Linked DNA regions of Mus musculus: region 2 is linked to region 1. Evidence: chromatin loops called from intact Hi-C (ENCODE). Cell type or tissue: gastrocnemius. All regions are shown on one strand.

Region 1 (8,000 bases):
GCAGGCACCGGGCACACATGTTGTACACAGACACACATGAAAGCAAACACTCATACACATAAAATAAAAAATTAAGGCCAGGCGTGGTGGTGGCACACGCCTTTAATCCCAGCACTCGGGAGGCAGAGGTAGGCGGATTTCTGAGTTCGAGGCCAGCCTGGTCTACAGAGTGAGTTCCAGGACAGCCAAGGATATACAGAGAAACCCTGTCTCGAAAAACCGAAAATAAAAAAAATTAAGGAGGGCCAGGCGTGGTGGCGCACGCCTTTAATCCCAGCACTCGGGAGGCAGAGGCAGGCGGATTTCTGAGTTCAAGGCCAGCCTGGTCTACAAAGTGAGGTCCAGGACAGCCAGGGCTATACAGAGAAACCCTGTCTCGAAAACCCAAAAAAAAAAAAAAAAAAAAAAAAAAAAAATTAAGGAAAACCTTTGAAAAAGAAAAACCAACAGGATGTGTGTGGGGAAAGGTCTGACATTGAAGAACAGAGGATGACCAAGGTCATGGTGTCACATGAATACACATAGCCCAGATGACCTAGAACTCCTGATGATCCCACAGCCTCAGACTCCTGGGTGCTGTGATGGATGGTAAGCCTGTACCACCAAGCCCAACCCAAGACGTTGCAGCAGAGTACCTGTCTATAAATGTGATTGGTGGCCTCAGGTCTGGAACCCATCTAGAAGGGTTTTGGTTTTTAATTTTTTTTTGAGACAAGGTCTCACTATGTAGCCAGCTTTTTCGTTTTCCTTTTGCATCTGGTTGAGAGTACACCTGCCCTGTTTCTCCCACCTTCTCTCTTCTGCTGACATCAGTGTCTAACTTCTCTGGGGTTCCAACGTGGCCTAAAGACTGCTGGTTCTCCAGGAATCCTCTAGGTCTTTAGCTCCAGAGTGGGATAGCTAAAGAATCCAGATTCACAGACCAAGTAGCTCCTACTGGGTTGTTAGCTTCTCCAGTGTGTGGACTACCACACTCATGCAGTCCCAAGGCTGACAGTGTTCTTCCTACATCTTGGACAGGTCTCTTCAAGAGGTGCTAATGAGTGTCCTCTGGTTTACACACTTAAGCCCTTAGATGATGATGAGTCTTTGTCTTTCTTCTACTTACTGACTGCCCCAAGAAACAGCAGTTCCACCACATTTCTTAAAAGCCTGGGCTCCCCTTCTATCTGTCAGCCTAAGAAAACGGGTTTTAACAAAGCATCCCCACTGTTTCCCAGGGGCTATGGGAGCTCCCACTCTTAGCAGTGATGGCTTCTCACTGCCAGCTAGTCAGTGGTTGGGGTGGTTACAGAGTCCCATTGTTGTCTCTTTTCTTGGCTCCCAGGCTACACCAACTCAAGTCCAATCTCCCTAGAAGCAGATGCAGAGATGGATACAGCACCAAGGGAGATTCTGCGAGGTCTTGCTTGGGTGGTCCATACCTATGGGCAAGTGAAGGCAGGAGGAGTCAGAAGGCTGAACTGTAAGTCAGTAACAAAGGCCTCCCTCCATGTTCCAGAGGGAGCTCTCAGGGCTTCTGAGAGCTGTACATCTTCTAACCCCTCAACAGCAGGAGGCCCAGGTCTTTATACACCCATGCTCACAAAGAGAAGTTGCCTCTTGAGATGGAAGTAACCAAGGGAGGCAGGCAAAGACAAGTTCACTCAGTTTTAACATACAAGATCTGGAGTCGGAGGTACAGTCTGGATAGCACACCACACAGTGTGCACCAAAGAGCCTCGGAGACAGGCATGTGACCCAGGAGTTAAGAGTGCCCAAGGGGTAGAATAGAGAAGGGTGGGAAGCTGGGTCCCATCTGGGGTTTACTCATGGGGCCTTCAGACAGCTGTGGAAACTGTCCTGCTGTGAGAGCACAGCTGGGGCTATTACAATCTGGCAGTCAAGGCTGCTTTAGAAATGTGGATTGTGGGCTGCTGAGATGGCTCAGCGGGTAAGAGCACCCGACTGCTCTTCTGAAGGTCCGGAGTTCAAATCCCAGCAACCACATGGTGGCTCACAGCTGGGGCTATTACATCCATAACGAGATCTGGCGCCCTCTTCTGGAGTGTCTGAAGACAGCTACTGTGTACTTACATATCATAAATAAATCAATCTTTAAAAAAAAAAAAGTGGATTGTTTAAGTAGTTGATAAAAAAAAAAAACCAAAAACCAGAGTGTGAAATTGCAAGTGAGAACCGGGCGTGGTTTACTTGGGAGGCAGAGTAGGTGGATTTCTGAGTTCGAGGCCAGCCTGGTCTACAAAGTGAGTTCCAGGACAGCCAGGGCTACACAGAGAAACCCTGTCTCGAAAAACCAAAAAGGAAAAAGAAAAAAAAAAGAAAAGAAAAAAAATTGTAAGCGAGGACGGAAAAGGATGGCAGAGGGGCATGGGCATGAAGGATGGGGGCGGTGTGTGTGTGTGTGGGTGTGTGTATATGTGTGTGGGTGTGTGTATATGTGTGTGTGTATGTGTGTGTGTGTGTGTGTGTGTGTGTGTGGGTTGGGTGTGTGAGCAGGCCAGGTGATTCAGCACTGCAGTCCCAGGGGTTCTGGGCAAGATGGCTCAGCTGGTAATGACACCAAGCCTGAGGACCTGGGTTGGATCTGAGATACACTTGGCAGTTGGAATAAACTCAGACAAGTGGTCCTCTCACCTTCATGATAGATAAATGAATATGTTTTAAAATGAATTAACATAGATGCCAACTGTTTTGTGAGACAAGGGCTCCTGTAGTTCAGCTGGTCTCCGACTCCCTACAACCAGAGACTCTGACTGTGTCTTCACCCTTCTGTTTCTGATTCTCAAGTGCTGGCAACCGAACTGAGCCACAACCCCAGCACGAGACGGGGCTTCTGAAATTGTGGTCCTGTTGTCCAACCTTTCTTCCCACTGCTGGGGTCATAGAGTGTACCAACACTTCTTGTGTGTCTCCAACCTCGTTAGGGGAGGAAAGAGAAAACTAACAAAATTTGTAATCCTGGGGGAAAAAATCATTCTTTCATTATAATTAATATTAAGCTCCTAGTTAAGGAGTTTTATAGATTCTTGAAGAATGCAAACATGTCTCAGAGGCAGTAACAAGCCTGAAAATCTGGCAATAGACAACAGTCCACTGTAGGCCCAGTGCCACACTGGACCAACAGCCTCATGCAGCTGCTCCCTCATAGGATGTGATAGGTTTCCAGTGTGCCAAGCTGCAACTCCAGGCAACCAGCTACCTCTGCAGACAACTGTGCAGGATATGTTCCCACTACTTCAAAATCCACACAACTCGAACATGCTATGTCGACACAGATTCGTCATAGCTTTGTTAAAAGATTTATTTCATGTGTATGTGTGCCAGCGCTCATACCATGCATGGTGTGTACGAGGTCAGAAGATAACATGAGAACTCTCTTCCACAAGTTATCTTCTGGTCTCTGCACATACACTATAGATAGCTCTTGCAGGTGAACGCTGGGAAGGCTGGAGAGCTAGCTTAGCTATTATGACACTAGCAGCTCTACCACAGGGCCTGGGTTCAATTCCTAGGACTCATATGGCGGTTCACAACCATCTGCAGATCCAGTTACAGGGGATTTGACACCCTGTTCTGAACTCCTTGACACCAAACACACAACCCCAGCAAACACCCACACACACCTAAAACAAAAGAATTTCAACCCTTCACTTGGGAGATGGCTCAGTGGATAAACGACTGGCTCACAAGCCAGAGGAACAGAGTTCAGTGTCCAAAATGGATCTGGATCCTAGTTGTTCTTCCAGTGAAGACAGACCAGAATCCCCACAAGTTCACCAGCCAGTAGGTCTGGTTATATAGCAGTGAGTCTCCAGCGAGAAGGAAAGCAAGTGCTGAACGAGGTTGGCCTGTCACTGCCACACTAGTATCCAGCAAACACCCTTGGCCATCCCACTGGTCCCAAGACCTGGTAAAAACTGAAGTTGTCTGCAGGCCAGTGATGGCACACACCTTTCATCCCAGCTCTAGGAAGGCAGAGGCCAGCCTGGTCTACAAAGTGAGTTCCAGGACAGCCAGGGCTACACAGAGAAACCCTGTCTCGAAAAACCAACCCCCCTCCCCCCCAAAAAAAACAAACCAACCAAACCAAAGTGGGAAAACAAAACAACAACCAAAAAAAAAAAACATTTGTCTAAAGACAAATGAATAATTAAAAGACCGGGGTGGGGGTGGTGAACATAAATCATAGCACCAAGTAAAAGAAGCGACAGAGGTGTTAGCCTTTCTATTTCAACCATGTGACCTCCTGCAAAGAGGTCACACTGGAATCTGTGTTGTTGGGGACCGAGGACAGGGTTTGTGCATGCTAGGCAAGTGCTCTACCATTGAGTCATGTCCGCAAAGACAAAATTACAGAGATGGTAAAAACCCGAGAGGGCTCAGCCAGAGGCAGAATAGCAAAGACTTGGGAGGGCTGAGAAATATTTTCCAATGGTGGATCCCAGCGACTTAAAGGACCTGAAACTGCAGGCTGTCAGTGTGCTGTCAACTTCAGGATTGAAGCTGGTGAGCAGACAAGCATCCATCAGGCTGAAGATCTTTTTTTTTTCCTCCATTTAAAAAAAAATAGTATTTTCTTTATTTACATTTCAAATGTTATCCCCTTTCCTGGTTTCCCTTCTGAAAACCCCATGCCCGTCTTCCTCCCACTGCTCACCAACCCACCCACTCCAGCTTCCTGGTCCTGGCATTCCCCTATATGGATGGGGGCATCAAGCCTTCACAGGACCAAGGGTCTAAACACACAAACAATAGATGGGGAGATGGCTCGGCAGTTAAGGGTACTTGTTGCCCTTGCAGAGGACCTGGGATGGGTTCCCAGCATCCACACGGTGGCTCACATAGAGCTGTGACTACAGATCCTCTAGCATCCTCTAGCCTCCGTGGGCACCAGGCATGCAAGTGGTCCACATACATACATGTAGCCAAAACATTTCTATATGTAAAATACAATAAACAAATGAAATATATGTTTTAAAGAAAAATAAAGCAAAGGTTAGCTGCAAATGGCGGGGTTGGCCTCAAACTCAAGAGGCCAGCCTGCCTGTTTCTGCCTCAGCCTGTCTCTGCCTCACCAGTGTTGGGACTAAAGGCGTGCACCACCACGCCTGGCTAAACCAAACACTGTTCCCCATTCACGAATACCTATTCTCATATCCCACTTAAAGGCCACCAAATTGTCCTATTTCATGATTCCACAATTTGGGACAATTGTGGGACCTCTGTGGTATTTTTTCAAAGAACACATACCATACCTCCTCCACTTAAAATAAAAAACCTTTAATTTTCTAACATTTTAATCTATTTTCTTTGAAATAACAAACAAAAAACCCACCATCTTACAAAACTTGCTTATACTGATTGATCTCAGAGGCTGACATAAAAGCACCTGTTTCAATGCTATGAAAGAGAAAAACTAAACCATGACATTTACTATGAAGATGGCCTTTAGCTTTTCAGTCTTTTTTTTTTTTTTTTTTTTTTTGGTTTTTCGAGACAGGGTTTCTCTGTATAGCCCTGGCTGTCCTGGAACTCACTCTCTAGACCAGGCTGGACTCGAACTCAGAAATTCGCCTGCCTCTGCCTCCCAAGTGCTGGGATTAAAGGCGGGCACCACCACCGCCCGGCGTTAGTCATTTTTCAAAAAGATTTATTTATTTTATGTATATGAGTACACTGTCGCTGTCTTCAGCCATACCAAAAGAGGGCATCAGATCCCCATTACAGATGATTTTGAGCCACCATGTGGTTGCTGGGAATTGAATTCAGGACCTCTGGAAGAGTAGTCAGTGCTCTTAACCGCTGAGCCATCTCTCCAGTCCCTTTTCAGTCATTTTTAAAGTATAGTAATTATATTACCTAGAACCAGGGTGTGGAACTGGAGATTCTATAGAGATAATGAACTTGGCCTGTTATGGGCATAACTAGACCTGAAGCCTGGAAGGAGCCCTATATGAGTGACACTTGAGGGGCCATGCCAAGTGACACAGGTCTGTCATCCTAGATACTTCGCCAGTTTATGCATTATTCCAAGTTCAAGGCTTACTGGGTTAGAGTGAGCTCAAATCTAGCCTGAGCAACTTAGTGATACCCTGTCAAAAAACAAAAAGTAAAAATGTAAGGCCAGGTTTATAGTTCATGGGCAAGCTCTCATATCCGAAGCTCTGGGCTGGACTTCCCATAAACAAAAAAACCTTAGGTGTCAGGCATAAGTTTATACAAAGGATGTGGGAGAAGTGAACAGCTCCCAAAGCCAAACCACAATACCATCAGTAGTGACTCCTGTAACAGGATTTAACAGAAAGCAGCTCGTAACATCATCATCTGACTTAGTTAACGACCAGCTAAACCGGGCTTGGGAGTGCACACCTGAAGCCTGGCTTCTGGAAAGGGGAGGGAGGCTCCACAACACAGCAAACTTCAGGTCAGCCTAGGCTACGGAAGACCCCCTCAAAACCAGCAGGATGTCAGAGAAGTGCAAGGGGCCAACATCATCAAATACTGTAACTCAAGTTTGCTTATGGGGGTGGAGGTGTAGCTGAGTTGGGAAGGGCTTGCTTAGCACTGTACAGAGCCCAGTGCCCAATCCCAGAAGCACCTGGGAAGCAGAGACAGGATCAGATTGCTGTCCTCCCCCACATTTTGAGCCACCATGTGGTTGCTGGGAATTGAACTCAGGACCTCTGGAAGAGTAGTCAGTGCTCTTAATCGCTGAGCCATCTCTCCAGTCCCTTTTCAGTCATTTTTAAAGTATAGTAATGCAATGTGAGAGAAAGAACGCAGAGTCCATGAGAGCATTCCAAATGCACTCAGGCCAGAGCCTTCCTGTCAGTGTCAAAACACAAAGCAAACTCCACGCACAAGATCCTTGCATGGTCTATGGTTTTTTTTTTTTTTTTTTTTTTGGTTTTTTATTTTTGGTTTTTTTATTCTATAAGTCATCAATAGCTTTATGACACAATCCTTTATAAACACTTGTTAATCACCACCCTGGCAACTTCAGGAGCTAACACATGTCCTGTTTTTATTACTATCACGTGGCTGTCAGGTGAATAAAAACAAATAGTATGAACACACTCAAGGAAAGCTGAGACACAAACCTTTCTGTCTTCAGACTGAAAAAATGTTTTGCAGTTATCATGAAATCAGAGAGTGGGAAAGGCAGAGGGGGCTTAAACACATTTACTATCTTAAAATTTTAGCAAAAAAGGTCGAGAGTAAGAAAAAAACAACATATACACCATGAAAACAGTCTTTCTTTTTTAATGACCTCCAATTTTGTGTCTTCTAAAAGCATCCAGAGCCTCATTGTAGATTATGTATCATCTCCTCTTTGGCTATGAGGTGTGTCGTTTTGTTAACCAGAGACATCAGCGAGTTCAGTTTCTGAGACCAGTCATTTAATAAATTATTTGGATCCTTGGGTCTCTGGAAGTTGATGACTCCAGCCAACCTGTCTACTTTAGCAAAGATGGTCTTGTTAACGACTAGATTCGAGAGGAAAGCCTCTGACTCCTGTGAGAGACAGACAGATTGGATTAAGATGGATAACTAAACATTCTAAAATTCTCCACCCATGAACACACAAGCTGAGAGCACTGACAGTTCCTTGCCAACCACTGAGCTGACCATGATGATGAAGATACAACACTGGATGATCAACTAATGAGTCTCCTGTCAAGTGTGGTGGCAGCTCCCAGCACGGGGGAGGTGCAGGCAAGACCAGGACTTGGCGGGAACATGGTTCCTTTCTGCACCGACTGTAAATGCAGAGTTAACAAGGAAACCAACCAACACAACATCTGAGTGTCTCTATAACGAGGTCTGAGACTAAGTGTAACCCTGTAGATTTAGAGCCCTGGTGGCGATGAGAAACAGGGCTAGCGCCATGAACTGGTCCCACTTTTATACTCCTCCCTCCTTTCTTCTCTGCAGTGCTGGGGATTAAACTGGGGCTGCACAGGCTAGGCATGCACTTGCCCGCTGAGCAGGATTCC
Region 2 (8,000 bases), 130 kb after region 1:
GGTGTGGCAACCACACCCTGGATGCTGGTTTTTTTCCTAGAGAGATAACCTTTGGTGGGGTTTGCGGTGGTAGAAAACCCAGTCATTATGACAAAAGAGAAGTCACTATTTTTCTGATACAAAAGTAGTGTATCTTCCTTTCAGAATGGGAAAAATCCAGGCCCAGCAAGAAATATCTACAACCCCATACTGCCATTAGCCACTGTTGAATATATTTGCATATACAAACCTTCTTCATATTTAAAAAAGCATTTAGTTCTCTGCAGTCAATAAATATGCCAGGTGCTGGTCCCTGGGGATTTAGCATGAATAAAATTGTGCTTGTTCTGATGGAAGCTGATATCCCAAGCAAGTATGGTCCAGGAGTGGTGCAGCATGCCTGTAATCTGAGATCCGGGGAGGTGGAGGTTGCAAGATTGGAAGTTCAAGGTCAGCCTCTGTCATATAGTATAGCAAATGTAAGATCAGCCTGGGCTGCAAAAACTAAAACAAACAAATAACAAAACCAAAGCCGGTATAGACAGGATGTGGTAGTACATGCTTAGTATTAACTGATTTTTCTACCCCTTTCCACTGCAACAGATATTCCAGAATAACTCATGAGTTTATCAGTGAGTACAATAACTAGACAGAAACTGCTGGTGAGCAGCTTCTGAGATAGTGACTGCACGGTCAGCCTGGGTCCGAGCAACCCGGTTGATTTGCTGACTTGAATAAACAAAAAGGAAGCTGTGGCTTCTTTGAGCCCTGGAGATTGTATCAGTCAGTTGTTTGTTGCTGTAACAAAATACCCCGGGTGGCTAGTGTTGTAAAAGAAAAGAGGTTTATTTGGTGCTCAGGTTTGGATGATGTCTGCATCTGTCTATGTGGGGTGAGCTTAATCAAATCATGGCAATGGTAGCGGGGTGCAGGGTGCGTGGAAGCACACCTTAAAATGTTTTATTTTAAACACTTGGTGTGTAGACATGCACACACGTGTGTCGTAGTGCATCTTGTGGAGGTCAGAAAACCCCTTTGGGGAATAGTTCTCTCCTTCCGCTGTGTGCAGCAGGTCCCTTTAACCTTTTATCTTTCCAGTCCCTGGATCACATCTTGCATCCTGATACAGGAAATAGGAGAGCCTAGGGGTCAGCTGCTGGATTTTACTACAGTTCACTCTCAGTGGGGTTCATGAGACACCCCAAACAAGGTAAAGAGTTTCACTTTCCAAGGTCTCTACACTGAGAATAAATCCTTCAACACAAGGGCCTTTTAGAGACAAACCACATTTATTTGAACAATGGTAGAGAGCTTGGGGGGTCAAGCTCCAAGGATACAGCCAGAGGAGTCACATAACATAGCACCCCAAGGAGAGCCTAGCTAGCTCTGTTGCAGTAACATTAATAGATTCCTTGTTTGTTTCAGCTGGAGTGGAGTCAGCCTATAAAATGCACTGCAGCGCCAATGGCTATGAGGGTACAGTGCTTGTCTGTAAGCATGGAGACAGGAAGATCTGAGTTCCATCCCAGTGAAAAAGCCAGGCACATCATCTTGTCCCCAGCACCCCAGGGCTGACAAGGTAGAGATGAGTGTATCCTTAGGGCTTGTTAGCTGTCTGTTTCCGTGAGGGATCTTTTCTTAAAAATAAGGTGGGGCACAACTTGGCATCTACCTTTGTCTTCCTCATAGCACTTGCACGAGTGCGTGCACGCGTGTGGGCACACACACACACACACACACACACACACACACACACACACACACACACAGAGCAATGCAGAGGGAAGACAGAGCAAGACAGCAGGTGAGTACCCCATTTTTTCTGATCCCATAGACACTCCAGGCTGAATAGCTCTTCGCACACCACCTTTCTGCAGTGCCTGCTTTTAGAATAATGGAAGAAAAGGATGCTGGGAGGAAGGCAGGAAGGAAATCTCTGACTCACCCAGAGTGTACAGAGATGCTTCCTGCTTAAGGGACAGACAGACTGCAGTCCAAGTCACGGACTAGAGATGATTAGAAATGTCTAAATATGAGAAAGCTTATTCATATATAACCTCTTTTTAAAAAGATCTACTTTTTTGGTTTTTCGAGACAGGGTTCCACTGTGTATCCCTGGCTATCCTGGAACTTGCTCTATAGACCAGGCTGGCCTCAAACTCACAGGGATCTATCCGCCTCTGCCTCCTGAGTACTGGGATTAAAGGCGTGCACCACCCGTGTCCAGCTAGATTTATTTTATTATTATGTATATTTTATCTCACAGGGTAACCATGCCTGGCTTTGTACTCAAAGATCTTCCAGCCCCCGCCTCCGAAGTGCTGGAACTAAGGCATATGCCCGCCAAGCCCAGCTAAAAATTTATTTTTAAGTTTATGTATGTGTATGAGTGTGCCCACATGTGCGTGTAGGGGCCTTAGGAGGTCAGAGGACAGGGTCGGATAGCTGAAGCTACAGGTGGCTTTGGGCCACCAGACCCATAAGTACTGGGACCTGAACTTGGGTCCTCCTGGAAGATCGATAGTGCTCTTAAGAGCAGTGCCGTCTTTCCAGCCCGTGCTTTATTCCATTTTTTCCTCCTCCTTACACAAATCCTAAGACATAGATGAAATATGTGTGTGAGGGTTGCTGGGAATTAGATTCAAGAAGCAGATTTACTGGCATTGAATAGCTTTGGAAAGGCATCCTGTATGGTCCTTGTCACTAGAGGCAAGGGGACAAGTCCTGAGTGGGGGTGGGAGAGGTGGGGCGGAAGGTCCGACCTTAAAATAGTTCCCTGTGAGAAACAGGACCCCGAAGGAACCGTTCCGCAGCCCCTATCTCCCTCCTCATCTCCTCTTACATTTGTTTAACTCCAGGACTTTTGGGCCCTGCTTTCCATAAAATTTATTATATGGAAAATATTTTTGGTCCTTTAGCTCTCTTACCAAATTTGAAACATTTTAACTGGCTCCAAGAGGCCTTTAAGTCCCATGTGTGGCTATCTTAGAGTTGAGTCATATAAACTTTATTGCCAGCCTTGGTGAAAACTGCATTGCGTTGGGGTCACTTGTGACGTGTGTCACCCCCAAGCCGGGTCCCACTCTCCCTGGGGTTGCCATGGAATGACTGAGTCAACAGCCTACTTCGAGAAGTGGAGGAGCCTTCACGGGTGCTCCGTGGCGCTGTGCTCCTGTGAGATTTGCCATCAAAGTTTTAATAGCAAAAAAAAAAAAAAAAAAAAAAGTTATGAGGATGGAAAAGCTTAATGAGATGATGTCAGGTCACAGGGTCATTTCTACTTAGACTAGAGATGAGAAGGTTAAGGGTCAACTGTGGGCGTAGTTCAGCGATGGGACACTCACCAAATATGTGTGAGACCCTGCTCCCACCCCCAGGGAGAAGAGGTGAAGAGAGCTAAGATAAAGAGGGAAAAAAAATATATATTAAGAAGGGGTTGGGGAGAGTAATGGAGGGAGGGAGGGAGGGAGGGAGGGAGGGAGGGAGGGAGGGAGGGGGCGGGCGATACAACCAAAGATGGGAAATACCAATGAAATATTCTTCATATATTTAGAATAAGGAGTTTCCTCACCTTCTTAATTCTGCTATTCCTATATGAAAATAAGGAGAGAGTTTTTTTTTCTCCTGAAGTGTGTTAAAACTAAGGATCTGGGCTGCAGGCGTAGTTGGTAGCAAGTTTGCTGAGGACACTTGAGGCCTTGAGCTCTATCCCCAACAGTTCACGAAGCAGGTGAGGTGGTGCGTGCCTGTGATCCCACCATGGGGATGTTGAGGCAGGGGGATCAGGAATTCAATGTCATCTTCAGCTACATAGCAAATTTGAGGCCAGCCCCTACCTCAAAAATAAAGTAAAAAGTAAAATAGAGGGGAAAAATCTAAGATAATGAAGAAACTTGGAAATTTTATCTTACATAGAATCAGATTTTTAAAGCCACCTCGTAAGAAAATGCAGGACCCCGTTTTTTATCATCCTAAGATCACTCCATATTTTGGAAGGTTCTGGAAACTTTAGCAGGCGAGAGACTTAGATCCTTGAGTATCTATCTCATCCCAGGATCCTCTCCTGTTTTGCTCTTTTCTGTCTACAATGGAGGTAAAGAGAGTTTCCTGCCATTGGCTCTTGCTGCAATGATGCTCTAGAGTTGAGCCTTCTTAAGCAAGTAATTCCATGAGGTCTTATTTGTCAATTTCTTTTTCCCTAGTGACAAACCATTGCCTGTTGTAACGTGAAGCTCCCCCACCCTCCAATCCAGTGTTCTCTTTTACAAATGCTGCAGTGTCAGGCCTTACATTTGAGTCCTTAATTCATTTTGAAGTTTTAAAAAAAAAACTTTTTTAGATTTTATTTTTGTATACAGGTGTTTTTGCCTGCAGTATGCAGTGCCCTTAGAGGCCAGCAAAGAACATTGGATTCTCTGGGGCTGGAGTTACAGGTGGTTATGAGGGCCTTGGAGGTGTTATGAATCCAAGGTTCACTGAACAGTAACAAGTGCTCTCAACCACTGAGCCATCTATCCAGCCTTCGAGTTATGTATTTTACATGTACATTTTAAATTTGAGGCAGGAGAACTAATAAGGATTTTTTTTTTTAAATTTCCAGCAAAATGCTACACGGTCTCTGTAAGAAAAACATGAAACAAAACAGAGCCTGGTCTGACCAGGTGACTGTGCCTCCCTCCTGCCGCTGGCAGCCATGTCTGTGTGTCCCCCATCGGCGAGCCTCTTAATCAACATTACCGGATCATATACTGTTTCCCAATGGATGTCTTCCCATTGGCTTCCCACTAATCAGTAAGAAAGCTACAGATTGAATTTGCTTGTCTCATACCCTTCAGTTGTCCTAAAAGTCAGTTGTTTTTGGTTTTGATTTTTAATTATGTATATGTGTCCGTGGAGGCCAGAGATGTTGGATCCCCAAGCACTGGAAGCGCAAGTTGTGAGCCACTGGGCGTGGGTGCCAGGAATGGGACTCAGACTTTCTGCAGAGTAGTGGTGTGTGCTTTCATACAGTAGTCTGAGCCATCTCTTATGTCCCAAAGCTAAGAATTCTAAACAAGTATTCTGAGCTCTTCTCTTTGCTCCTTTTGTTATCTTAGATAATATTTTAGATAATCTTCTCCTTCCTCTCTCCTTTCTTTCTTGCTTGCTTACTTGCCTTCTTTGACGTGCCTCGCTATGTAGACCAGGCTGGCCTCAAACTCACAATAATGGCCTTTTCTCTTTTCCTGGAATTCCTTCTTTTTCACATGGAAGAAAGTAACCCATCTCGAGCTGTGGCCACGTGACGCACGCCGCCCATGGTCTCTCCTTCCCTTGCAGTGTCTTGGTCCAGACATTATTCAGGCTCTCCCTTCTGTTTGGGTCCTTTGCTGTGCAGTGGTATGAATGAATGTCACCACAGCTTAGGAATCCAGAAGAGCACGTCTGGCCTGCCCTGCTGGAAAGCTCCTTCCCTTGGGTCCTCTTTGTTTTTGCCTCAGTTTCTTCTTCTGTATTGTGACCAGGATCCTAATTGTACCCACCTATTGGAGTTATTAGGATGAATTCAAGCAGCTATTGCGGGAAAAGCTCTTGGACAGCTTCTGGCACATTCTAGAGTGGTCTGCAAAGCGTTTTTCATTAAGGTGAAAGGGCACTCTCTGTGCCTTGGCCTTCTGCGCTCTCCGAACCCCACCTGGGCTGTCAGTAAAGTAACAGGATGCTGGCTCCCATGCCAGGGTAAACAACCCTGGCCGAGCCCTGGGCTTATGAATTATTCCTTAGCAGGCTTCTTCTCCGATGACTTAAAATCGTAATCAATGATAGAGGAAGGATTTACTGCTTTTTAAATTTCTTTTTTAGGTCACTAGGCTGGCCTCGGTTCTCTGGCTATTTAGGAAAGCATAATCCTTTCCAGGGAATGGATTGGTTTAGATTGGAAAGGGGAGGGGTGGCTTTGGGGGAGTAAGAGTGCAGGCTGCAGAGGAGGTGGGAAAATTTAGGAGGTGAGGGATTCGGGGAAGGGATTGGCTCCAGGACAGAAGTGTCTAATGGCAGAGCCCCAGGTGGGCAGTGGATGCTGGGAACATAGGAAGGAGGATCCTGGTGTGCACAGCGAGTGTCAGGAAGTGACGTATGCATGGGTGAGGAGTCATAACCTATCCTTGCCTTTCTTGACCTTTCCCCAAAAGACACTAAAGATGGGGAGGAAGGGCTGGGAGCTTGTGGATTGTTTGGAAAGTTTAAGAGGGGTGTGGACGGAGGAGAGAGCAGGCCAGATTTATATAGATCACGGAGTGAAAACCCCGGAAGTGAAAGTCAGGAGGCTCCAGAAGTCTGAGTGGCTGAGACACAAACCTTTAAGAAGCTGTGGGCACATAGCTCAGGGCAGAGCATTTGCCCACTATGTACAAGTCCCGGCTTCAGGTCCAAACACTACAAGAGGAAAGTACAGAACAAACTCACTTCCCTGAGCCGAAGGTGAAAGACAGGGTCTCCAGCTCTGAAGCCCAGGGCTTCGTGAGTAGTGGGAGGGATTTGTCAGGAAGCAGTGCCAAAGTCAAATTCAATGATTAGATAGGAACAGAGAACGACAAGAATGGATTTGGCTGCTCCGTTTGGGAATTCTTGTGGGATCTAGAGGGGAAGGGACGGGATCATCAACCCAGACAGATAAGCGTCTAGGGGGAGTGTTGTTGGCAAATAGACTACAGATGCTGGTGGGATAGGGAGGCGCCAAGGAGTGACTCCTAGACTTCCCACCTGTACAGGTGGGTGGCAAGAATTCAGAGGGAATTTTACCCCTTATATAACCCGTTTTATTGCTCAAAGCCTAGCACGGATAAGCTATCTTTCTACTTCCCAGAGTCGCAGTGGAATCCAAGTGGCCTTGTCTTTTAGGGACAGGGAGACACATTGTTGCCGTGCCACTTAACACGCTGGAGTAGCATCTTTGTGGCCCAGGTATTTTCTCCAATCCTTCAAAGAGCCTAGGAAGCATTCTTTCCTGTGGAACGGTGCACCTGGCCACACTGCTGAGTGTTAAGTTGTTTTCGTTAAGCATCTGTCTTTGAGTCTAGAACGAACAGAAATAAGGAAACATAGGTAAACATAACGGCAGAAAAGGTACTCTGGATTCCTGTTTTCCTGTCTTAGTAGCTGAGCTTGTACTGGGTACCTGTAAACCCAGCTCCCTGGAGCCAGAGGCAAGAGAAAGGTTGCAAACTCGAGGCCAACCTGATCCACATCGCAGCTTCCAAACCACCTAGGGCTACAGAGCAAGACCCTGTCTCCCCACTCTCCAAAGAGTAAAGTGGAGGTTTGTTTATGCCTTTGAGCTCATTAATTGACCAGACTGTCTAGCCAGTGAAGTCTGGGGACCCTTTCTCTCTGTCCCCGAGTCTTGGGAACACAGGTGTCCAGTGCGGCTTCCAGCGTTCGAGTGGATGCTGGGGATCTGAAGACAGGTCCTCATGTGTGCATAGCCCACACTTCTCCAGCTGAGCCATCTTCCCAGCCCCTTGGGAAGCATCTAAACAAAAAAGCAGCTTATATGCTATCTGTAATTTAAGTTTTTTTCTTTGTTGCCTCGACAGCCTTGCTAAGTTTTTATCAATTTTTTTTGTCGATCTTTTCAAAGAACCAACTTTCAGTCTTATTGATTTTTCTATTTTCTAGTTTATTAATTTACACTCTAGTCATTGCCTTTGGCTCTAGCTATAATTCTTTTTGTTGTTGTAAATTTTTCTTTACAGCATCTTTAGGTAGAGAGTGGGGTGCTTTCAGGTCTTGTGTGTGTTTATGTTTGCCTGTTCGTGTGTGTACAGGGATGCATGCATCTGGCTAAGAGCACTTTCTACATACCCGTGGCGGTACAGTAAGCACTTTACCCACTGAGCCATTTACCCAGCCCTGGAACTCATTTTATTCTTGTCCAGTGGGCCATTTTACATCTTACATACATCTCTCCTGTCTTTTGTTGTATTTTCCAGTGCTGGGGATTGAATCGGTCTTAAAGATACAGAGTATCCACCTTAGCTTTA

What was found. Peaks named below come from ENCODE experiments on the same cell type or tissue, not always from the same donor. Only the 100,000 strongest peaks of a DNase experiment are listed, where the experiment ranks them.
Region 2: a loop joins it to region 1, with 32 times the contacts of the local background. A loop is called at or near these places in 4 of 42 quality-filtered maps.

The regions. Positions count from the first base shown.
Region 1 is chr11:107,497,042-107,505,041 of GRCm38, reverse strand. It overlaps Psmd12 (proteasome (prosome, macropain) 26S subunit, non-ATPase, 12), which reads right to left. Exons shown (of 11, transcript NM_025894.2): 11 at 7,006-7,518. The coding sequence ends at 7,309. Among named protein-coding and RNA genes, the nearest start is that of Psmd12, 22 kb to the right of the region's middle. In gastrocnemius, a CTCF peak has its summit at 2,035 (motif pointing left); no DNase peak of the experiment used is centred here.
Region 2 is chr11:107,364,591-107,372,590 of GRCm38, reverse strand. All of the region lies in intron 1 of Pitpnc1 (phosphatidylinositol transfer protein, cytoplasmic 1), which reads left to right. Among named protein-coding and RNA genes, the nearest start is that of Gm11716, 33 kb to the right of the region's middle. In gastrocnemius, no CTCF peak of the experiment used is centred here; no DNase peak of the experiment used is centred here; H3K4me3 peaks cover 987 bases; H3K27ac peaks cover 3,053 bases.